2 separate regions of the Homo sapiens genome follow, and region 2 is linked to region 1. Evidence: chromatin contacts called from ENCODE Hi-C or POLR2A ChIA-PET data. All regions are on one chromosome and are shown on one strand. The core of a region is the stretch at or near the end of the contact, and the rest is flanking DNA. Distances in the headings are between cores, read along the strand shown.

Evidence for each region. Hi-C counts contacts between places; a loop is a spot of excess contacts on that map. ChIA-PET counts read pairs that join two places held with the same protein, here RNA polymerase II (POLR2A). Pooled maps may share reads with other maps.
Region 2: a map of esophagus muscularis mucosa shows a loop between it and region 1 (2.7-fold over the local background). The contact joins two enhancer-like sites. A Hi-C loop is called at or near these places in 6 of 168 maps with a recorded cell type or tissue (A673, Calu3, esophagus muscularis mucosa and 3 more) and 7 of 50 pooled maps. POLR2A ChIA-PET finds 5 or more read pairs at or near these places in 1 of 52 experiments (A673).

What each region holds. Positions count from the first base shown.
Region 1 is chr2:66,577,010-66,584,972 of GRCh38, reverse strand. All of the region lies in intron 1 of LINC01798 (long intergenic non-protein coding RNA 1798), which reads right to left. Among named protein-coding and RNA genes, the nearest start is that of LINC01798, 7.0 kb to the right of the region's middle. RefSeq lists an enhancer at 5,130-6,739. Within about 2 kb of position 3,317, at least 14 of the 41 ENCODE cell types and tissues checked have a DNase peak (open chromatin) inside an H3K27ac peak, as active enhancers do.
Region 2 is chr2:66,858,284-66,866,246 of GRCh38, reverse strand. No RefSeq gene overlaps it. Among named protein-coding and RNA genes, the nearest start is that of LINC01799, 42 kb to the left of the region's middle. Within about 2 kb of position 2,791, at least 3 of the 41 ENCODE cell types and tissues checked have a DNase peak (open chromatin) inside an H3K27ac peak, as active enhancers do.

The DNA.
Region 1 (7,963 bases), core at 2,068-4,567:
TCCTTTAATGAATTTTGTTTCATTTATGGCAAACCTAATTATTTAAAACTAACAAACATGCATTGAAATATTATGGAAGTGGTGTTTGAATTATATATTTCAAAAGATTTTTAGAATATTTTCTTTATTTTAATCTAGGGGTGAATAAATATATTTCTTTGTTGCAAAATTGGAGAAACTACAGCACTTAGCATTTCTGGGCATTAACTCTTATTGCCTAGGCACCAAAAGTTGGTTTAAAAATGCTAAAATTATTTAAGGTTTTAAACTTTCTTTATAGAGTTCTAAAAGGACAGTAAATAGATATATATATATATATATATATATATATATATATATATATATATATATATATCTTTTTCCTTGCCAGGCATATTTAGATAAATCCAGCTGATTTAAAAATTAACTTTTTAGAACTTAACTTGATAGTTACAAATGTTTTAATTTTTGGAAGCCATTACATGTTCATTTTCCTTTCAGCGTTAATTATCCATAATGATCTCCACTTATCATATACTCTGGAGAAAACTATATTTGTTTACATTTTCCAGTGCTTTTTAAAATAAAAATAGTTTTCACTATTAACAATAATGAGAAGGCTTTTCAATTATTAAAATCTTGGCATTTTTGAAGATTTGTCTCAGGCTATTTTAAATAGAAAGTTCTAATGTGAATAAAACTGTTACATAAATTCCCCAAATAATAGCTTAATTACTTATAAACTCTGGAAACAATTAGTTCATCATCCTTTGAAGTGAATAAGGCAACTTGCCAGGCTGCGAGCAAAAACGCTTGTCACTTTTTCATGTAATGAGCTTAGTTTCTTTTTGTTATTTTAGATTATTTTGAAAAGGAAACTCGGAGGAATACACTTTAATGTTCAAAAGATTAAAAGTTGAATCACTCACTTCATAAATAGCCTCTGCAACAACACTTAATAAAGTACCGAAAGAAATATTGAAGGCTCTGAAGGTTATAATTTATGTTCTTATGGAAATCATTGGAACAGATAATCTGGTTCAAAGATAAAGTTGTGCTTGAATGACACCAATATTGTAAAAGATTGACGAGGATTGTCCTCTCTTTCAGCCTCATAATACCATCCTTCACACAAACCACCAAATTACAGGAGCAGCCCCTTCTCTTCCCGCTCGCAGCTGCTCTTCACTTTCTCGCCTTACCTTCCTCCCCCATCTGCTACTTCTTGCTGTCTCTAGGTCTCCATCTCCCCACACGCACCTCCTTCTCCCTCGCCCCACGCGTCTGGCTCTCCCATCTCCCCTGAACCCCTCTTTTTCATCGCAGTTCTTCACTGTCAGGTGTTTCCCCCCGACTCTGGCCAAACAGATCAAAGGAAGTTCTGCATGTAAGTGGTTATTGTGAGACTGAAACACTGTATGTCTGAATATTATCCAAAAAATGAGGAAGAAAATAAGAAGATCGGAAGAGGATGCTGACTGACTTCGTCTTGGCAGGTTCCGGATCTGCCTGAGTGGTCGCAGAGTGCAGGTGGGGAGAGCAGTTCTGGGAGGCCGCCCCCTTAAAGGCCAGCCGGTGACTATGATTGCAGCCAGGGCGTCAGGTGGAACCTACACCTGAGGCCGCCAGCTCTCTTCCGACCTTGGCGGTCAACGAGCAAGGTCATCTTTAACTCCATCACCTGGCCAGGGGGGTGTTTACCTGGCTCCCAGAGAGAGAAACCGAGGGCCAAGAGAGGCGGGCATGTCCCAAGGTGCCAGGAGGGCTCCCCTTGGGGTCCATCCGGCTGGGGAGGACCCATGCCAGATCCGGGACAGTAAACTTTTGGACCATTGTGCATATTTCAAAATGATATTAACATACTTCCTATACTGCTCCCCTACTGGAAGTCATAATTACAACTCACCCTTCTCTTTGTCCACCAGAATCGCTTTGAGCAGTCCCAGCAAGTCAACCTACTTTGGGCATGCGTTTTGCATTTTGCAGTGCCCCCATCCCTCCCCAGACCTATATGTCAAGGAATAGGGAGCTGAGACATGACACGTTAATGTTTTTAACAGGGGATGCTCTCTGCTCCCACAGAAAAGGAGGGAGACCCTGAGGAGAGGGCGGCCGAGAGGGAGAGGGAAGGAATCACGGCGCCACTCCTGCGGAAATTCATATTCCGTGTATGTTCCTCCGTCACCTGAAATAAATCCTGCCGGCCTACCCACACAGACCCAGCAGCACTTATTTATTTGCATGTCATGCTTATAATATGGTAGAAAGCAAGACGGATCTTCGAGGAGGGGAGGGGATGAGGCTCACCCTTCAGGCTCACTCTCTTAAATAAAAAAGAATTGACCGGCTGGGCGCATAAGAATTTATCTTGAGTTTGTGGTCATTATCTCTATTATATAGCCCCGGCAATAAATAAATCGGGTAGTTACTACCCAACAATAAAACTGTAGTGTATGGGACACCTTACTATTACTTTCTTAATAATCTGCCGTTTCTTTCACTTTAAATCTTCCCAGTCATGTCTTCACACTCGTCTACAAGGATCTATCTTCACCCCTTGAGGTACCAGACCGCTCGGATCATTTTTATATGTTGTGAACACAATAAGTTTTCCTGCCTAGACTTTCTGTTTTTCCTCCTATTTCTAGGCTGCCTAATCTGCTTCAAGACAAAGGGTCGGCCCAGATCAAATGTGTTTTTTCCTCCTCTCTATTTCAATCACGTTGGGCGTCCAAGTTAATGAAGATCGCCCTACATGCGGCAGCCAGCTACGGGGCCGCTAGGAAAAAGGGAGCAACGCAGGGTCCAGGAGACCCAGTCCCGGGAAGATGATCTGTGCTTCCGCGGTGGGCACGCCCTTGGGCGCGCGCGGGGTCCAAAGGCCGAGTTGGAGAAGCCCTGCCTAGGGTAGTTCTACCTCTCAAGACCCTCAACCCTATTCTTGATTGTGTGTGTGCCCATGGAGGGATTTCTGGGGGTCTTGACCCCTCCTACTTCTCGCAGCTCGCCCCCTGACCCGGGCACAGCGCGCTACCCGCGGACGCAAGCGCGAGCAGCGTGGACCCGCCAGAGAAGTCGGTCCTCGCTCAAGTGCGGGCTCCCCTGCGTCCGCGGTCATTAAAACCTCACGAGGGGGGCTCGGCCTAGGGAGCAGACGCATGGGTAGGAGTTGGGGAGGGAGGCGTCCTGAAAGGTTCCCAGACCCGCGGGCTGGGGAGAGAGCCTCTGCGCTCACACCTGGGGCTCGCCTCCTGCGCGCAACTGTTAGTTACGCGGCTCCCACCCCAGTTCCTACTGGCAGCCAGGCGGGAGGCGCAATCTGTTCGGAGCCAGAGCCTTGCAGAGCCCCAGGGCCCCCAGCCCGCGGGGAGAAGGAGCCTAGCCGACGTCCGGCCGGCGCCTTCCAAAAGCAGCTCCACATTTGCTTTCACGCCAGCGCGGAAAGTGACCCGTCCCCGCAAAGCGGACAGCAAATGACCGCCTCATCCGCGGAGCCACCCCGGCAGGGCGTCTGGGGAGGTGCGCGGGGAGACGAGAAAAGGGACAGTGGGGCGGCGGGGAAAGAAAACAAACAGACCTGCATCGCTCCCCCTTTTGTCTTTACACTGCTTATCTCAAGAAATCAACTCAACAACACTCAACAACAACAAGCTGCCACCAAGCTTGTTTTTGTTTGTGTGACTTAGATCACAGATAGAACTAGGGACCAAACCTCCAAGTGTGTGTGTGTGTGTGTGTGTGTGAGAGAGAGAGAGAGAGAGAGAGAGAGGAGAGCCGCAGCGAGGCTACTGATGGTGAAGGGACGGTGAACTTCTCACCTTTCTTCAACTCAGAACAACACGTCCTTTAAAAAAATTCCGCACCGCCGAGTGTGTGAGTGTATGTGTGTGTGTTTCGCTGTTAATTGCATTTTGCTGGGATGATCTTTTACGACTCGAAAACAAGCAGCTGGGAAAATATTCACGTTTGGGACAGAAAACATTTTTTATTTATATCTTTGACATTTAAAAGAGCAGAATTAATTTGTCCTGTCTACATTAGCATTGAGAGAAAGTTTCAGAAATCTACCCGGGGGGAAAGGGAGGGGGGGAAAAGAAAAAGAGAAAAAAGAAAGCGAAGAAAGGAAAAGAAAAGCTAGGCTTGGTTTTTCTTATTTCAGATCTGTAATCAATCATTGAAATAGGAGGCAGCAAAACTGTAAAGATTCGATAGATTAAAATGCAAATGAAAGGTAGAAAAAGAAACATTAACATGGCGATCAAAGATTTAATAACCATAAATCAAGTTTTTTTTCTGTTGCAGCTGCAGTTTGTGTGTTTATGTTTTAATCATGTTCGTTCCATAAATAAATAATTTTGAAACGAGACTAATTTTTCATTATTTTAACAGTGGGCTACAACACTAAATATTAAAAATAGAAAGAGTATATGATGCAGATCCCCAACCAAATAAGAGAAAGACTTGTGTTGATTGGTTAAAATCAAGGGGTTTCAATTTTATGTTTTGAAAATCAGAGTATTATGCTAAAAAATTCTATCTTAACTGACAAAGCCCAAAGTTTTATTTTCTCTTTAATATTTTATGTTAACGACAAGATACCATTTATATTAAATATATGCATGGCTACGTATCCATTCCAGTCTGAGCATTTTCAAAGAACGGAAGTGTCAGAATATTAAATAATACAAACATATATTATTTCAAAGTGCCTTGACAGAATTTCTGGAAAATAATACTCTTTAGGATAATCTGCCTTCCAGAGAAAAAAGTGATGGTTCAACACAGTTAAAACTTTTCTAGCTTTATTATTAAAGTTATTTTTCCAAGGGGGAATATTTTAGCCGTTTGTTTTATTATTCAATTTAAGGTTTTATGTCAATGTGTCAAATTATCAGAGCACACTCTAAGTACTCATTTTCTCAACTATAATGAAAACTTTTCATTTAGATCTTTTTATGTAAAACATTAATTTATATCGTTAATTTAGAAGTATCTAGAACTTAAAAAATAAAACACCTGAACTTAGTTTCTCTCTCTCTCTCTCTTTCTCTCTGTCAACATCTTATTAACATAGAGAGGACATACATTTTCAGAAAATTTGAAACTTTTTTTTTCTGCTAATACAGACTTGCAATGTTTAAAATAAGCTTTTTGCTTAATTCTGCTTTTGAAGGAATGATTCCCCCTAGTATACTAAAATGATGGGTTAGAATTGTTTCAATTTCTCCTCTTTCCACAAATGATCACCAAATATGGAATACATATTTCCTTTCTGAAACCTTTAAGTTAAATGTGAGCTAAGTTTATGTCCACTCGCCGCCCCCCGCCCCCCCCCCCGCAGCCGAACAATCACGTTTTCACTGTGACAGTCCAATAATGCATTTAGTTTAAAATTACAATTACACTTGGACCTTTTCTCCTTTGTATTTTTTCATTTACTTCAGTGCAACAAGATGACTTGATTTCCATAGGATTACACGAACTCTATTCAGTGTTACTGGGATATTTCTGCTCAACTAAATGCTTGCCTTAATAGACAAATGAACTTCTTTTTATTTGCTGGAGTTTGTAGATGGTTTTAGATAACAGTGTGCAACTGATTTAGTTATTGTTGTTGTGAGAATCGAACAGCCACAAAAGTCATTTCTCTAAACTGAAGAGATATGACTCTGTAAAAAGGAGAAGCAAGGGCAGAATCATGGGGAATTATTTCAGTTTATAGCTATTATTAATTAAACTGGATGTGGTTTTATTCTGATCTTTTAGTACCGACCTTGTTAAAAGCTCCCAGCTACCTGCCTTTTTCCCCTCATCCCCAATTTTTTTTCTATTTATTAGGACTCATGTGGATTGGGATTGCCTTTTCTGTATTATATTACCAAGCAGTTACAGTGTAAAATCTCATGCACCTTCAGACGATCGCACCCCTCCCAGGGGGAAAAAAAAAAAAGAAATGCTTTTTTTTCATTCAGTTTTAGCATCTTGTTTCGTTGAAATGCAAGACAGGTACTTGATTTAGCATTTAAGCAAAAGGTTACACAAACCGCGTTTTAGAAAGTGTTGGGATGTCCGACAGGGTCAGCCCTAGATCAGATCATTTTTTGAATGCAGACCTAAAGATAATGAGTACTTGTTGTATTAAAGGGGACAAACAGTACTTTGGCTTCCTCTGACCCCAGAATGCACGGCTCGGTTTCATTGATCATCCTCCTTTATGAGATAATGCAATTACAAACATCAATAAGGGGCTGCAAGGGGAATCATTATGCGGTGACAGTGATAAATGACGGTGCAGAAATAGCATGCTTTTCCCCCCTAACAATCCAGGAGCCCAGGGGCTCCGGGGGCTGAACACAGTCGCCAAGGAAACAGATGACATCCCAAACGGCACCAAAAGAAAAAAAATGAACAGTCTTTCTTTGCCTTTCACTCTTTTCCGTCTTCCAAAGAGTTAGTTTTGGCTCAAGCAGCAGCTGCTACACAAGGCATTTCGTTATTTCAAACATTAAAGACTGGAACGGGCAGTGGGAGTCTCCTCCCCTTTCATCCCCACCCCCACTAGATAACACACAAAGCTCGCTGTTCACAGTTTAGGACTACCTGAAAATGCACGTCTCAAAAATCAGATTGGGATGGGGTGGAGGGGCGTCGGGAACGTGGATTTGCACAGCCCTTGCGTTGTGTTTCCCCTGCTTTTGTCCAGTGGAAACTGAGTCTCCAGAACAAGCTGGCGCCTCGCGGGTCGGCCAGTAAGGGAACGGGTGCGCGTGGCTCGCCTCCATCTCCCCGCAGTGCCAGACGCTGCTCTGTGCCAAGGCGGGGGCTGAGGAGCAGGCGACTGCTGGGGGTGTTTGCTGCTGTGCTGGGTTTCTTTGGGATGGAGTTATCAATGGGCGCAGAGATCGTCCCTAAATCGAGAAATCTGGTTCTTTAAAGCCTCAGGGTGCCCTCAGCAAGCGGCTTCAAAAGGGCCTCACTGAACATTCCCCACCCCACCCATGCCCAGAAAGGTGGGCGAGGTAGATGGGCGCAAAAAGGCGTCGGGCTACCAGACTTCTGCGACGGCCCTGAGGCAGCGGGGGACTAGGAGAGGGGCAGAACCTCTGGACACTAGGTGGAGAAGGGGAACTTGCCACTTTGGGGGAGGGGAGGAGGAAGAAAGAGTACTGAGATGTGAGGGAGGCCTAGGAAGAAAGGCAGAGGGAGGGGAGAAGGAAAGCAAGCAAAAGCAATCCCACCCTTACAGGAGGTCGTCACCCCGCAGAAAACAGACACAGGGTTTCTGACCCCTGCCCGGTCCGCCTCGGCGTGGAGCTAGGGACCCCCGCTCGGCGCTCCCTGCCACACACGGCCCCCACCGGGAGGAGCGGGCCAAGCGGGTGCCTGAAGCAGGTGACTTTATTCACTGCTTCCCCAATCGGCGAGGTCCCGGGACTCGTTTTCCGCCTGGAAATTAAGATCATTGCTCGCGTAATGACCTTAATGCTTTAGGGTAGAGGTGAGTGTGTCTGCGAGTGGGCAGGGGTAGAAATTACCGACCCGATCGATGGGAGACTGGCTTAAAACTAAATCCCTTTTCTCCAGGGCTGCACCGCCCGGGTTTCCCCTCAGTGGGCTGAGAGCGCCGGGATGTCAGGAGGCAGCGCGCGGAGGGGTGACCCGTGGGGCGCGGCAAGCCAGAATCAAGGCCCTAAAAATGCTTCCCCCATCTCCCCACTGAGACCCCCAGGGTACTATTTTCAGAGCAAAGGCGCTTTAAAGCTCAAATGTTGGCGAACTGATTGCTCAATACGTTGTTTGTTTTTCCTTTCAGCTCCGCCTAGGGAGAGAATGTTTCAGACTCCTTGGCGGGTAGAGCGGGCCGAAAAGGGAGCCCTCCCTCTCCCAGCCATCAGCTGTCTTCCTCAGGTCCCCGACCCCACCTTTCTCGCTCACTACTTTTTCCCCAAACCCTGGGATTCCCAGGCTCCTGTAGTCTCCGCAC
Region 2 (7,963 bases), core at 1,542-4,041, 280 kb before region 1:
CTAAAAGTGGGTGGCATCCTTGCTTGAAAAGTTCAAGTATTTTCTTTCTCTTGCCATACTCTCTTTTTTATCTGTAGCCTCTTTGTGTTTGAACTGGTTCCATCTTTGATTTGTTTATTAGCCTCAAGGAGGATATCAGATGAGGCAGATCTCTGAACCACAGATGTGGATACATTTTAGGCAGATGATGTTATGGTTAATTCGGTAGGAAGAGGTGAGCATGGATCTAACAATTACAGAACATATTATCCTCTTTCAAAATCAGTTTGTTGCCTTTGCAATAGACATATTCATCTAGCATTACATGAAAGTGTGTAGATACTATCTCCTAATATTAGAAAGACTTGGTCATTGAGCTATATGGCAAGCAAGACCTGTGATAACATATTATAATCCTATTAGAGACTTCACATAGAAAATGAAAAGTGTCCCAAACTTAAAATATTTGAAAACCATAACAGTGTTAGAAGACATACAGTAAATGCTGAATTTTTAAGGCATGAAATCCACTACATGGAAGGATACTTTATTTTGTTAAATTCAATCACTATACATTGATTATCTTCTAGGGCACAGCATCAGGGTTTTGCAGAAAATAGTTTTGAGGCTCAACCATGTTCCTTATTTGTTAGTGAAAGGCAGTATCTACCTATGTATCAGCCAAAAACCTTGAGTTTTTATCTCATTCTTCTCCTTCAGGTTTTAAGATCTAAGCACCTCAGCAACAGAATCTCTAGATCTGAGTCAATGAGAGTTCCTCCAGATTGTCAATTAAACCATAAACTATAAAGAAGAAGGAGTGACAGGGAACTTTTCTGATTTGACATTACAGTTAGGAAACAACATTCCAGAACCATGAAATGTTGGATTTGAATAAGAGAAAGCATCTGGGATCCTTATGCCCAGTGAAGTTTAGAAATTCACAAACAGCAAGTCACAAATAGAAGGGGATCTGAGATCAGACCTCTGGTGTCCTCTTTAGATGTTAGTCCTCTCCTTATAACTGCTTGTTAAGGATGGGCTAGACCATCTGAAATGACAGAAATTTATTTTACAAAGAATGTAGACTATGGGAGAATTAGAAAGATAGAAATAATGAAGACCAACCATCTTCCCCAAATGAACACTCTATTTAAGAAAACCCCAGCAACTTATCAGCCTGTGATTGAATGCCTCCAGTGACCGGGAGCTCACTGCCCTCTGAAGTGTCTGTTCTGTTGTGGGAACTTGCTGGATAGTAGTAATAAGGTCCTCCTTGGGATCAACCAACAGCATCCTTGTGGGCATTTCCATAAACTAGTCATAGTTCTGCTCTGTTCTATAAGATTAATCTAGTCCAGTGGTTTTCAAACAAAGGAATTGGCTCCTAGAAGACTCCCAGATTTTGGGCTCTCAGAAGACATTTGGTAAAGTCTGGAGACATTTTTGGTTGTTACAGCTACCAAAAATGCTACTGAAATATAGAGTATAGTGAGGCCAGTGGCACTGTTAAACACCATATAAGTCACAGGACAACACCACACCCCCTTAACAAAGAATTATCTAACCCAACATGTCAGTACCACTGCGACTGAGAAACTCTGACCCAGTTCAATCTCTGTTTGACACTATAACTCCTCACATATCTGAAAGGGGCTATGATATTCCTCCCAAGTTCTCTCTCTACTGAATATCCTCAGTTTTCTTAGTGTTCTATATATGACTTAGTTTTACTATTCTGAAGTAATTCTGCTAGTCATACTTCAACATGTCCATCCCTCTTGTTAATTGGCTCAACCAGAAGGATACACTACCCTCGAGATCACACATAGAGCTTGGGACTCTTAATTCCCATGATCAAAGCACCTCATGTGCTTAGAACATTGACAAGTACCAATAAACTATCGCTGGAAGAATAAAAAGAGTCTGGTGTCTTAGATGAGAGTATGGATTCAATAAGAGTTCATGGTAGTTAGATGATGGTAGCAATAGCTATAGCAGCAAAAATAACACCTACTCTTTATTGAGTGCTGGTGATATATGCCTGCCACCCTTCTAAGGGCTTTATATATATATATAATCTCATTAAATCTGTCTTGTAATTCTACCTCATAGCTTGTGTTACCATCATTTTACAGATGAAGAAACCAATTCTTAGATAGGTTTAAAAAACTTGTCTAAGGTCATGGAACTTGTGATTAGATTGGCCAAACCTGCCTAACCTCAAAATCCATGCTCTTAATCCCACAATGTGTTCTAATTCATCCTCTTCAATACAGGGATAACATGGTGTATTTTTCATAACAGTAACAAACTACAGTGAATTAACCAATGCATCGATCGTAACATGCATGCACATATCTTGGCCACAGTTTCATTACTTTGCAACCTAAGACCAGAACCAACTTTGCAAGTAAATAAAGTAAATAAAGCTATTAAGACAAACAGGCCTCACACTTAAGTTTCCAAAGCTTTGTTTTTAAGGGTCTCTTGGATAAAACAAATCAACAGCAACATGAACAGAGAAGATTGATATTTTCATGGCCCTCTGTTCAAGAAAGTTGTCCCACTGAAAATTGATAACCCTGGTTTGGGCCATCTCAGACTCATGAGTGTGCTGGGACCTTACATGGGTGAGTGATGGCTACAAATCTTTGTGCCTTCAATACATTGGGTTTCTTCCAGTTTTGAAAGAGTTTGGATATTTTCTTCTCAGTGCTTCTACATTTGCTGCCTAAAGGCTGGAGATTTTAGGCCTGTGACTCATGGCTCTTTCCTTAGGAGGAGGGGAGACTATATTTTTTTCTTTTGGCAGCTCTTAAATTATTAGTCGAGTTACCATGTAATCTTTGAGTTTCACCAAGTGGCTTCACGGATTAGATACTGAGAGCTGGAGAAAAGTTCTGGGATTACAAACTTGCACTGTGCTGCAACTTGAAGGGGATTTTTTTTTTCTTTCTCTTATGACCCAGGAACATATTTCTGCCGTATTTATATAGTACTTTCCTGAAGACAAGGAAAACTCCACTAGCAGAAGTAAAGGAGGAGTAACCTGACATTTAGAAGGAAAAGTTCTTTTGGCATGAGAGCTCGCACCGAAACTCATCATAATTTAACTTTTTAAACTTGAGAGTCTTTGATACTGATCTCTATTTGTCAGCATAAATGTCTCCTCTTTCCTTACCCTTGGGAAGACTCCAGTTCTCTGCTGCAGCTGGAATATTCCTGTCATAACTTTCTTATGACGCATTTGAAAAAGAATGCCTCTTGCTTATACCATTTATCTGGCCTCACACCTCCAGATGTTTCTTAAAGCTGGCTTCTCCAAATGTCATTTCTACCTGCCCTGTAGGGAATGAATCTTACCCTTTCAAAAATAAGGGCTGGATCAGCTATCATGTAAGGTGGAGCTGATTCAGCTTGGAGCCATTAATAAAGGCAGATCAGAAGATCTCCATCTCCCCTAAATAGCCCCATCCCTTCAACTTGCTCAGTGGGATTGAGCACTCTATAGGCATCAGAAAACCTCCATTTTAAATGCATGCTGAAGATGAGACTGGATGGATATTGCTCTTGGATCTTGTGGTCTCTTTTACCTGTCCTGATACCCAAAAAATCAGATGGATTTTTTGATAACTAATTAAGATAAGGGTATAAAATCTCTTTAATCATGGTAAAGCAACTCAAAAATTTAAAGGATGAATATTATCACTAGATGTGAGGCCTCAGCAAATAAAAAATAAAAATAAAAAAACAAAACCCTGGCTGGGCGCGGTGGCTCATGCCTGTAATCCCAGCACTTTGGGAGGCCGAGGCCGGCGGATCACGGGGTCAGGAGATCGAGACCATCCTGGTAACATGGTAACATGGTAAAACCCCATCTCTACTAAAGATACAAAAAATTAGCCGGGCGTGGTGGTGGGTGCCTGTAGTCCCAGCTACTAGGGAGGCTGAGGCAGGAGAATGGCGTTGAACCCAGGAGGCAGAGCTTGCAGTGAGCGGAGATCGCGCCACTGCACATCAGCCTGGAAGACAGAGCGAGACTCCATCTCAAAAAAAAAAAACCCTGTCCAGTTAGACTTGGAAAGAAGAAGACACACAAATGAAACACATTTCAAATGCATGAAACAAGCATTATCATCTCTTGGGGACTGAGTATTTCCTGAGCCCCCCAGATTTTATTGAATCCCTCTCCTCTTGATTTTCCCAAGTTCACACAACATTCTGTGTATATCTTTTAAAGCAGTGACTGGTGATTTTCTTATCTGTTCCCCTCTGCACTGAAAGCACCTTACAATAAACAGGAAGTTCCTTTGTTTCTATCCCCAGTGCCTAGTCTAGTACCTGGTACGTTACAGAAACGTAACAATGGTCATCGAATTAATTAATTAATTAATTAATTAATAATTAACAATACAAGTCAGTACATGCTGAGTGCTAAATAATAGGTAGAGAAAAGTGGCCTAGGATTCAAAGCAAGGATAAATAAATATAAAATGTGTTAGTAAAGTAAAAGCTTTCTGTAAGAGTTAAGGTTGGAAGAAAAGCAAGGATGAAATCTCTCTGTCCATCCATCCATCCATTCAGTAAGTATCGCATTTTACTTTATGCCAGGGCAATGCATGGTCTAGGAGATGCAATTTTAGGAAGGGGAGATGGTCAAAGCCTTAAAGAGCATTAAATATGAATATAATTATAAAGGAATGAGCTGAGAGGATAGTCTGGAGTGGAGAAGTTAGAAATTAGGTTTTAGAAGCAGGTTGATGTCAGATGATGCTAGGCCTACTTTACTCTATCAGCAAGGAAGAGCTAGTGTGTAGAGAGATGTGATAGATGAGTTGCAGAGGACAAGACCTGGAGGCAGAGCGACCTATTAGGAGGCTGTTGTAGAAATTCACATATGAGAAGATGGCAGTATTCACTATTAGGCTACTAGAGAATTATCCCCAAAGGGCTCTGTCTCTGCCCTAATTTAAATTGTAGATGCTCCTGTGAAGATATCAGGCATAAATTGCTTTGTAAGGTGACCTAGACAAGAGAAAGAGAAAGAAACATGTGAGTATCAGAGTTAAGCATCATCTACTTCAAGGTTTTAGACTCTTTCAGCTTTGGGGCCAGTTTCACTCAAGTGGTTGAGGAGATTGCAGCCTGTTGTATCTTCTTCTAGAGTTCTCCCCTCATAACCATGAATTTGTGTTTGGCAGGACATGGTGCTTACATCTGTAATCCCAGCACTTTAAGAGGCCAAAGTGGGAAGATCTCTTGAGGCAAGGAGTTCGAGGCTGCAGTGTTGAGCCAGTGAACTCCAGCCTGGGCAACAGGGCAAGAAAAGAAAAAAAAAAAAAAAAACTTGTGTTTTAAAAAGATAGTGCCAAACCATTTACAATTATATCTTTATCTCTGATTGGAATTAGATTAGAAATGTTCCAAAATATAATTCATCTACTTGCTAATTCATGCATTCTCTACTGGGATGACGAAGATGAATAAAACATAGACCTACTAAATTCTTAAGTTCTCAAAATTTGAAAAACAAGAATTGATCCTAATGAAACACTGACATTATTATTTGTAGGATGAAGTTTGTGTATACCCAATTAAAAATTTTTCTAGGATATTGAGATTCATTCAAGAAGCTTTCAATATATTTTAAAGAAACCAGTTTTTTCTTCCACTAGCGATCAGGTCAAGTGACAGAAATACCTAAAATCAAGTGGCAATCTTATCTTCGCAAACATTTTCCAAACGGCTCTTCCATTTTGGGTCCAACAGCAAGCTATCTGTGACTAGTTCTCCCCTGTCATTCCTCCATTCCTATTTTTACTTTAAATGCAAACTGTTTTTGCTGTTTCCCACAATAGTTTTAGCCTTTCTTGGCAATCTGGTGCCCCAGCCAATTTCCTGAGGTAAAGCTGTGTTTATATAAAAATTGCTATTAGAAAAACAGCTCAAGCAATGAAAGAAGTCAGTATACATTTTAATTGCCAACTACATAAATAGGTGGAGTCACATTTGGGGGGTTTTGGATTGTTATATGCATTTCCTTGTTCCCTTGCCTGGACCTAAGAATTGACTGTATGTACAAAAAAACTTATCTTGCAAATGTTTATTGAGAGCCTACTATGTGGTAGGCCTTGTGTTAATGAACCTACAACAAAGAGCAAAACTGCACAATACCATGACATTTGCTACTTGCTAACTTATGCTTTATCTACTGATACACGGGGCTTACTTTCCCAATTGGATTATAAGCTCTGAGTGGGCAGAGACCATGCTTCATTCATGACTTACTCATTTTTGCCCATCCTGGGCCAGGTATAGACTAGACATCAACCATGAAAATCAGAAAATTTTCCTCCCTGGTAATATATCTTGCTTTGAATTCCTGCAATATGTCCACACGTACATGAATGATCAAATCTAGGCCTTGACACGGGAATTCAAGTTGGTTATTTGAACTTGCAGGACTCCAGCTTTCTCATGTATAAAATGTGTGCAATTCTATCTCGTGGTTATTCTTAAGTTCAAATGAGAGATATGAAAGCCCTTTGTAAACTCTTCATAACAACACACATCTAAGGGTTTATTATATTTACTCTAAATTGTGCTGTTGTTTCAGAAACTAAGGTCTTAGCTCTTTAAGTTAAGCACAAAGCTATTCAAAGAGCCCCATGTTGCCTAGGACATGTCGGGCCTATAACGTAAGGAAGACAAGGATGAATGGATAAATGCAGAGCATTGGTTCCAAAGCACAGTCATATCTAGTGGAGAAACACATGCATATTGTGCTACTGACAGGAATATAAGCACATGAGGAGAGCAAAACAGAGGTAGTGAAATCTATCATCTGTCCCATCCCTTATGGTAGCCATTAAATACATGTGGATTATTGAACACATAGAATGTGGCTAGTGCAACTTGAGGAAATGAATTTTTAACTTCATTTACTTTTAATTAATTTAAATTTAGATAGCCACATATAGCCAGTGACTAACCCATTGGGCAGGGAAGTTTGTGGGCAGATTTTTGCCCTTGGTTAGGTACTGTGTGACCCCAGGAATGTCTGTTACCTTATCTGGCCCTTAAATTCTGTCAGATGGAGAAAGATTAATATCTTAGGTCCTCTTTTCAGTAAAACGTTGTATCAAAATCTAAGACTATCTGATAAGACATGGGAGCCCAGTTCTGGCTTCATGCTGATTTAATTCTCCCATGTAGCATGTGTAAACATGTAAATGCTAGCTCTTAGCCTCTCTGTGTTTGAATTCCTTCTTCTATAAAAAGGAGATGCTCTCTAGATTCCTTCTCTCTGGGCAGGGCATCTCTGAAAGAAAGGCAGCAGCCCCAGTCAGGGGCTTATAGATAAAACTCCCATCTCCCTGGGACAGAGCACCTGGGGGAAGGGGCACCTATGGGTGCAGCTTCAGCAGACTTAAACATTCCTGCCTGCCAGCTCTGAAGAGAGCAACAGATCACCCAGCATAGTGCTTGAGCTCTGCTAAGGGACAGACTGCTTCCTCAAGTGGGTCCCTGAACCCCGTGCCTCCTGACTGGGAGACACCTCGGAGCAGGGGTCAACAGACACCTCATACAGGAGAGCTCTGGCTGGTATCTGGCAGGTGCCCCTCTGGGACAAAGCTTCCAGAGGAAGGAACAGGCAGCAATCTTTGCTGTTCTGCAGCCTCCACTGGTGATACCCACACAAACAGGGTCTGGAGTGGACCTCCAGCAAACTCCAGCAGACCTGCAACAGAGAGGCCTGACTGTTAGAAGGAAAACTAACAAACAGAAAGGAATAGCATCAACATCAACAAAAAGGACATCCACACAGAAACCTCATCCAAAGGTCACCAACATCAAAGACCAAAGGTAGATAAATCCATGAAGATGAGGAAAAACCAGAACAAAAAGCCTGAAAATTCCAAAAACCAGAATGCCTCTTCTCCAAAGGATCACAACTCCTTACCAGCAAGGGAACAAAACT